Regions from separate parts of the Homo sapiens genome. Here all the other regions are linked to region 1. The links are chromatin contacts, found by Hi-C or POLR2A ChIA-PET in ENCODE. All regions are on one chromosome and are shown on one strand. The core of a region is the stretch at or near the end of the contact, and the rest is flanking DNA. Distances in the headings are between cores, read along the strand shown.

What was found. Hi-C counts contacts between places; a loop is a spot of excess contacts on that map. ChIA-PET counts read pairs that join two places held with the same protein, here RNA polymerase II (POLR2A). Pooled maps may share reads with other maps.
Region 2: a loop to region 1 is called in a pooled map, with 2.5 times the contacts of the local background. The contact joins two enhancer-like sites. A Hi-C loop is called at or near these places in 3 of 37 single-sample maps with no recorded cell type and 4 of 50 pooled maps. POLR2A ChIA-PET finds 5 or more read pairs at or near these places in 6 of 52 experiments (GM10248, T-cell, activated B cell and 3 more).
Region 3: a pooled map shows a loop between it and region 1 (5-fold over the local background). The contact joins the promoter of MGAT5 here to the enhancer-like site in region 1. A Hi-C loop is called at or near these places in 1 of 37 single-sample maps with no recorded cell type and 5 of 50 pooled maps. POLR2A ChIA-PET finds 5 or more read pairs at or near these places in 4 of 52 experiments (GM12878, activated B cell, activated CD4-positive, alpha-beta T cell and 1 more).

The regions. Positions count from the first base shown.
Region 1 is chr2:134,153,139-134,155,756 of GRCh38, forward strand. It overlaps a transcript of MGAT5 not described here. Among named protein-coding and RNA genes, the nearest start is that of MIR3679, 27 kb to the left of the region's middle. Within about 2 kb of position 1,318, at least 4 of the 41 ENCODE cell types and tissues checked have a DNase peak (open chromatin) inside an H3K27ac peak, as active enhancers do; they include GM12878, where a contact is called at or near this core.
Region 2 is chr2:134,274,132-134,276,749 of GRCh38, forward strand. All of the region lies in intron 2 of MGAT5 (alpha-1,6-mannosylglycoprotein 6-beta-N-acetylglucosaminyltransferase), which reads left to right. Among named protein-coding and RNA genes, the nearest start is that of MGAT5, 21 kb to the left of the region's middle. Within about 2 kb of position 1,325, at least 3 of the 41 ENCODE cell types and tissues checked have a DNase peak (open chromatin) inside an H3K27ac peak, as active enhancers do.
Region 3 is chr2:134,252,779-134,255,396 of GRCh38, forward strand. MGAT5 (alpha-1,6-mannosylglycoprotein 6-beta-N-acetylglucosaminyltransferase) reads left to right here and starts at 1,294. Exons shown (of 16, transcript NM_002410.5): 1 at 1,294-1,866. The coding sequence starts at 1,626.

The DNA.
Region 1 (2,618 bases), core at 68-2,567:
CGAACTCCTGACCCCAAATGATCTGCCTGCCTCAGCCTCCCAGAGTGTTGGGATTACTGGCGTGAGCCACCACGCCGGGCCAGAGTCCACATTTTTAATCAAGGCCCCAAGTGGTTAAAAAAATAACTTAAGGAGCACTGTGACATGGGAATATTGATCCCCTTAAGCCCTTTTTAAAGTGCTGAGGCTTAATCAGGAGACCCTTGGTCTTCTTTCTTTTTTTTTATTATTAAATTGGAATTGTAAAATTCCTCCTGGACCTTCTCCTGACTAACTGTTTTAATCCCTGTACCTCAGGCTGCCTGTCATTGGCAGGACAAATGCACAAGAACTGATTTCCCTGGAGAGGGTTCTTGGTGTCACATGGTGGGAGATGCTGTCTTGTTTAAAAACAAAGAAATAAAACCCTTCATTGAACTCGATGGTCTCCCTGAAGAGGCTGGAAACGTAATCCAGTGGTGTCTGTTTGTTTCCAGCCCATGTTGTTATTAATCCTGTTACAAATGATAATGCTTTGCCTTTACAGGCTTGCTGTCTCGGAGGAGTTTTCTGTATTGCCTGCTAGGCCCTGCTGGGTGATTAAGCCACTCACTCAGAGTCTTACAGGCCACTCGAGGACGATTTCCTTATAGCAGACGACTGACTATACTTCTCGAGCAGTGTTTGCTGAGTGACATATTAACTCTTGCTTATGGTTCCTTGGGAGGAGAAGGCCCTAATGCTATGAGGGTTAAGGCCCAGAGACATGGGCTTCTCCGCTCCACTCTCTCCCTCCCTTCCCTCATCATTAGAAGTTTCTCGGCCCCTTCCATAGGGGCAACGGCAGGGCTGTAGCTCTTTGTTCTTATGCCCTATTTTATTTTATTTTTTTATCCTATGGAAAAAAAATACCCAGAGCCCCGCAAAACAAGAGGTACTTAATTTAATACTTTTGTAAATAAGAGCCATAGCATTTTCACCCACCAGGTGTTATTAATAGTTTCCACTTATAATACATAGACTTTGTGGCCAATTAAGGCAGCAGGTAATGAGGAGGAATTTGGGAGAAACGAATATGGGTCAGGGAACGGATGGCACGCAGGAAAGAGCTTCAGAGGGGCACTTGGCCCTCTCCACCTATCTCAGATGAAGTCTTTCAAAACTCTGAAATGGGTGTGGACTTTTTCACAACTGTTGCAATACGAGAGGCTGCGACTTATTTATATAAGGAAATGGCCCTGCTCCCACCCACTCCTCCCCTTCTGTGTCCTCCTCCATATCCTGCCAGGCCTATCCATGCTGTGTTCAGACATGCAGGTCAGAGGGCACAGGCAAGCCCCGTTTTGGGGAAGTCCTGATTAGACCTGTCACGGGAGACAAGAAACTCAGTGGTTCCGCCCGTCCAGGTGTCCCCATTGCCTGCACGGAGCTGTCAGTGGTTTTGATTCTCAGGCTGTGTAAGCTGGTGGTAAGCCTCCATTATCTACCCCACAACACTCTTTTTATTTGAAGTCAGAGGACACTGACCACACCCCTGAGACTCTAAATCTCATCCAAGGAAATGGCCTCTCCAAGATCCATACCGTTTTACCAAGCCATAGGTGGGAGTTTTCTAGAAACACGAGCCATCCTGACAACTGTGCTGTCTGACTCTCTCTAATGAGCTGTGAGGCGATCAAGTTAATTAAAGAGAAACTCTGCTTGTTAAAATTCAAGCTAGAAGCATCTTTTTGTATCTGAGTTTGAATCTGGTCAGTGTTCTTGAGGGCACCACCGTGAGGTGTCTTGGTCATCTGTGACCTTTCCTGGAGGATAATGACATCCCTTCTAAACAAAGAACAGACTTTTTCATCAATGCTAACTCTTAGGAATAACAGAGGCTCAGTGACCGCCCTGTGTTTTGGGTCAGTCCTGCAGAAGAGGGAGAACTCTCCTGGGCGCTTATTCACATTGTCTGATGGCAGGTGGATGGGGTGGGTTAGGACGCGCAAACTTTGTTCATGGTCAGGAGTTTGGCACATGTGAAACAGTCCCTAGGAGAGTGCTCTCTTTCCCCACCGCCCAGAATTCCTGTGTCTTGGACATCTCTGCTGCCACCACCCTGGCCCAGGCTCCTGCCATTTCTGGCCTGGAAGATGCCGTGTCCTTTGCTTCCATTCTCACTTCCCTGTCTGCACGGCATCCACATTGAGCTTCTGAAAATGCAAAGCAGATCATTGAGGTCCATCTGCTTCTCCATTCTCCTGCAGAGTGACGAAGTGGTTGAGAGCTTGGTTTCTGAAGTTGGTCTGATTGTGTTTCAGTCCTTAACTAGGTCTGACTTGGAGCAGCTGAATTGAATTGTGTCCTCATCTGTAAAGTGGCATGCTGATAGGAGTGGAATCTACTTGTTGGAATGTTGTAAGGATTACCTTTTTATATGGAGCACTTAGGACAGGGCCTGGCACATAGTAAGTACTGGAAAAAATGTTGGTTGTTATTTTTATTGTCAATATTCTACTAAAATTCAGGGCCATCCTTTTTAAGCTTAGATGCCAACACAGACTCTTGGTCATACCTCTGGCCCAGGTGACATCTCCAGCTTCATTTTCACTTGTCCTCCTGCCTCCCTCTGTTTCTAGCCACACTGGCTCTTTCAG
Region 2 (2,618 bases), core at 75-2,574, 120 kb after region 1:
CATGAAAATGCTTGCCTTCTAAGGACTGAATGTCTGATATATCTTTGTTCTGCCCATAGTGTCTTGATTGTAGCCTTACCTGTTGAAGATAATTCAGTAAATATTGCTCACATGGATTGGTTTCTATTGGAGGGAACAGCATTTGGTTTCACCACCTGGAAGAGTTTCTTCTTATAGTTCTTCTTCTCAATTTACATTTGTGGTGATTTGCCTAGAAGTCGGACTTGGTATTTCGTTTCCCTAGTTCTCAGACCTTAGCAGACACCGCCTAAGAAGTGGGACTGCCTTTTTTGTTGGTCAGGACTGAACTTCCCATCAATGGTTATGGGATGTGGAGGCTTCATAGGATGTGATAGTTACAATCCTAGATGTGATAGTTACAATCCTAGATTGTGATACTTTAGAGGACAAGAACATTGTGTAGCTCTCTACGGGGTAGTGTATGTATGTGCATGTGTACACATTTATTTATACTCTCAATAAAGAGTTGTCATTCAAGGTCAGCTGAATAACTGGCCAGTGCTGACTGTTCCTTAAAAGCCAAAACCATAATGATAGCATCCAAGTGGTGTTGTGATGACTTAATAATTGCAAGGTCACTTGGGAAGCAGAACCACAAAATCAAAGGTACAGGTATAACTCAAGCGACAGTTTCCTGGTATTTAATCCAAGTTGAACTTACAGCAACCCTGCATTTTTTCCAAAGTGGGGAGCGATATGCAACACTTTCTAGTATTTGGGGTTGAAGTGCAATGTATTTGAATTTGGAAGCTGTTCTTAAAAACAGCAACCATTATTATTATTCTTACCATTTGAAAGTTGAAAATGAAAAATGTCCCTGCTGAGTTCCAGGGCTTGCATTTGGAAGTGCAATTTCCCCCTCTTTGTGCTGCTAATGGACCTTGAAATTTAGTTGTACCTGTGCTCTTTCCTTGTATGTGTACCCATGTCATCAGTTTGTGTTGAAGTAGCACCTGAAGTGTCCCAGCTCCACCCCTGGGCAGTGGCTCAGCAGATGACTTTCCCAGGGTCAGATACTGGTATGTCAGTGAGATCCCAGATGCTACTGAGAGACGGGAGAGAGATGAGATTGCAGGTGGCTTCCTATTAAGTTGAGCAAGAAGCAAATATGTTCTGTCTATCTACCTGTCACTTTCTGTTTTGTTATTTGCAATGGTAACAATAAATATGTGGACCCTTGTCAGAAGCTATTCTTTTGGTATCTTTACAGAAAAATGCTTGTCTTTGTTGGTATGGTTTTCACTTTGTGTGGTCAAGGATATTTTGTTTTTATTTAGAAGAAGAAAGACAGTTCAGAAGTGATGGTGATCTTTGAGGAAGTGAATTTATAGCAGTGATTAACAGCTGTGGGCGATTTTGCCCCCAGGGGACACATGTCAATGTCAGGACACATTTTGGTTTTCACAAATGAAGAGGTGCTATTTCCTTTTTTTTTTTTTTTTTTTTTTTTTGAGACAGTCTCGCTCTGTTGCTCAGGCCAGAATGCAGTGGCACTATCACAGCTCTTTGCAGCCTCGACCTTCCATGTCCCCACCCCCTGCCGCCTCAGCCTTCTGAGTAGCTGGGACTACAGGCAATGTGCCATCATGCCCGGCAAATTCTTTTTTCTTATTTTTTGTAGAGAATGGGGTCTTGCTATGTTGCCCAGGCTGGTTGGGCTCCTAGGCTCAAACGATCCTCCCACCTCAGCCTCCCAAAGTGCTGGGATTACAAGCATGAGCCACTGTGACTGGCCTATTTATTTCTAATAGATGAGGACAAGAGATGCTGCAAAAAGCATCCTACAATATATAAGACACTGCCCATAATAGAAGTATCCAGCCCCAAATGTCAATTGTGGCAGGTTTGTGAAATTCCGATCTATGAGATACTGTTAGAATCTGGTGCCAGCAGATATTTTCACCTATGGTTAGTGCAGAAAGACGCCTGAGACGCTGAAGTTTCCTGATTGCCAGCTGAGACCTAAAGTTCCTTTCCCTTTTCCTAGCAAGGCTGTTCACAAGCCCCCCCACCCCCGCCGCCCGCCAATCTCCACCTCATTTAGCTTTGCCACTGGTCTTGGAGGCCTCCAAGGAAAGAGATTTTAGAAACTCCCAGAAGACTATTTTAGGATCCTGCCCTTAAGGAACTCCTTTCCTGGCCCACAGTGTGCTTTTGGCAATGTACATTTTACTTCTGCTTCTATAGAAGGTAATTATTTCTTCTCGTGAAAGGACCACTAATTCCGGATAACAATGGTACAAAGTAGTCTTAGAGAATGGGTTTAAATTGCAGAATGTTTTAGAAGAAATTCTTTGTTATTTTAAGCAAAGTATATAATTATCAAGATATGAGAGAGTAAATTAAATAAGTTAAAGAAAACAAGACAGGTCCCCAAAGATCTACTTTACATCAGAAAATACCCTTGACAGCATACTTGGAGCAATATTGAAGAAAATGAGACTAGAGAGTTAATTGGGATTTGTGATGCATTTTCAATGTTAAATGAAGGAGTTTCTATTTTGTTCCCTGGGCCGTGGCAGTTGATGAGAGGTTTAAAGTAGGAGGATGAATAGGTGTGAGGTCTGTATTTCCAGAGAATAATTATGGGCCATGTG
Region 3 (2,618 bases), core at 44-2,543, 100 kb after region 1:
TATATATCATTCTCTGCCATATACAAACAGGCTGTTGGGGGAGTGAGGATGATGTAGGGAAGGTGGGGCATGGTTTAATAACCCCTGGGCCATGCCTAGATGATCAGTCCTCTGCCACATAGCTGGCTGACCTTTGCCAAGTTAATCACCTTTTACCTTTATTTTCTCATGTTTCTAATAAAACAGAGACGATAATATTCATACTTCTTACCATATAGAACTTCTGAGGATTCAGTGAGCAAAGCCACAAAAGATGGTATGTCACAATATCTGGGATATAGCTAGAATTTATAATTTATTTTTACTCTGTTGATAGGCAATGGGAAAACAGTAAGAGGCAGACCAACAGTGATCCAGGGCTCTGAAAGCTAATTGCTTCAAGATCCTGCTACCATTTTCTTTTGGGCCGCTTGCAAAGAAGAATCCTTTGACTGAAGCATGTATGTACACTCTGAAGTACAGCCTGGGTTAGTCTCTTATAAGGGATCGGATCATTGCTCAGCCTCTCCCTTGAGTGGCACTTAGAAAATGGCGCTATTCGTAAGCTGACTGGTATTGGGCCCAGGACTCTGGCTGAAGGGGTGGGCATGCTGGTAACCATTTGCAACCTATGCTCAGGTCCTACTTGTTGGGAAGCCCTGATTGAGAAGAGTGGCCTGGTCTGTGCTGGCATTAGATAGGATCTGGCTGCATTAATATTGAAACTACTCTGCCTTTTAATGTCTCATTTTGCCTCATGGTGGGAGTGAAAGTGAGAACCACAGAAAATCTGCCTGCCAGGTGTTCCACATTTCTTGTGCTACAGCATGCAAGTGAGCAGTGAGGTGTACCTTTTCCTCATGTAGCTGGGAAAGCAATACCCCTGCTTGTACCTCTGGCATATCTTCTCTGTGCTGGTGCACCTAGAGAGGTTGCCTGGTGGCCCTGAGAGAGCCATCTCATCACTAAACACTGATGGTGAAAGCTGGCCATGCTCAAATAAGATGTAGCAATCTACCTCTTCTTTGTCTAGTTACCCCCAAGGGGGCATCCACTTTCTTGCTCACCTCACCAGTTGCATGTTCTAGTCCTTGCCAGAAGCACATAATAATGACTTTGTAAGCTTAAGTTACAGGCACACAAAAGGGCCTGATGGTGATATGACTCCACCCTCCCCGTTTTTGCTGACATTCCGCCAAATATCCTTCTGTCTCCTCCCCACCTTGCAAAACAAACTTCCTGTTTTGAATTTGGTCCAGGCTGGAACAGCCCCACTACACCTGTTAACACACGCAGACGCACACTTCCCCCTTCATAATTGCTTAGCTTCTTGTTGCCTAGCCAGATTTCCCCTCAGCTTACAGTTCCTGAATCATAAGATATTGAACCAGCAAATTTAAGAGTTGACATTTTACTTAGAGGTATTCAAGTGAAAACATGGCTTCTGGTTTATTTTGCTGTATTGTGCCATGACCACTTGGCTAATTCTTCTCCTCCTTCACAGCAGAATGGAAGTGAGGAAAGGCAACCAGCTGACACAGGAGCCAGAGTGAGACCAGCAGACTCTCACACTCAACCTACACCATGAATTTGTGTCTATCTTCTACGCGTTAAGAGCCAAGGACAGGTGAAGTTGCCAGAGAGCAATGGCTCTCTTCACTCCGTGGAAGTTGTCCTCTCAGAAGCTGGGCTTTTTCCTGGTGACTTTTGGCTTCATTTGGGGTATGATGCTTCTGCACTTTACCATCCAGCAGCGAACTCAGCCTGAAAGCAGCTCCATGCTGCGCGAGCAGATCCTGGACCTCAGCAAAAGGTACATCAAGGCACTGGCAGAAGAAAACAGGAATGTGGTGGATGGGCCATACGCTGGAGTCATGACAGCTTATGGTAAGCACTGTTTCTGGGACCTCTCCATTAAAGTGTGCCTTGGCCTTGAAATGGCCCTAGAAGCTCCCAGATATGGTCTTGTCATGGACTGAATGTCCTTTGCCACTGCCTTCATAAGCAGTGAATTGCACACAGAGAGGCATCTTTAGGAAATTAAAGCAATGCCATTTTGGGGGTTCTGAGCTGGTGTATGCAGACACACTTTCCCCTGGAGTCAGTGGGTTAGTATAGTTAGGGCTCTATTGGTTGTGTTTGCAGCTAGCTCCTTCTCCCTGAACACATTTCAGGAACCATGTGATCTCATGTGGGAGTGAGTTCAGGGAATGCTGAAAAATATTCTCATCTTTCCCTAAACAAAACTTAATTAAGGCTGGTGGGGGTGAGGTGAAGAGGATGGGGAGGAATGTTCTATGGAAGCCAGTAAACTTAGAGCCAATTGTGTTCCTCCCTCCAGCCAATAAATATGACACTGGCACTTGCATGCTGGTGAGTTTTAACCTTTGGCTTCTTGAGGTTATGTTGCTCTTCTTCTTGCCCTTGTCTCTAACTGCCCTCACTTTGAAAGGAATCTTTGTGTACTTGTTGCTTTTTCTTTAAAGAATTTTTTTCAGAATTCTTTTTGAAATCAGAAAGAGTAAAAAAATACACATATGGGATGTAACTTATTTTTCTTTTATGTTTAATATAGAAAAAGTTGGAAGCTGTAGACAAGCAAAAAAAGAAAAAAATTACACATAAGTCTACTACTCCAG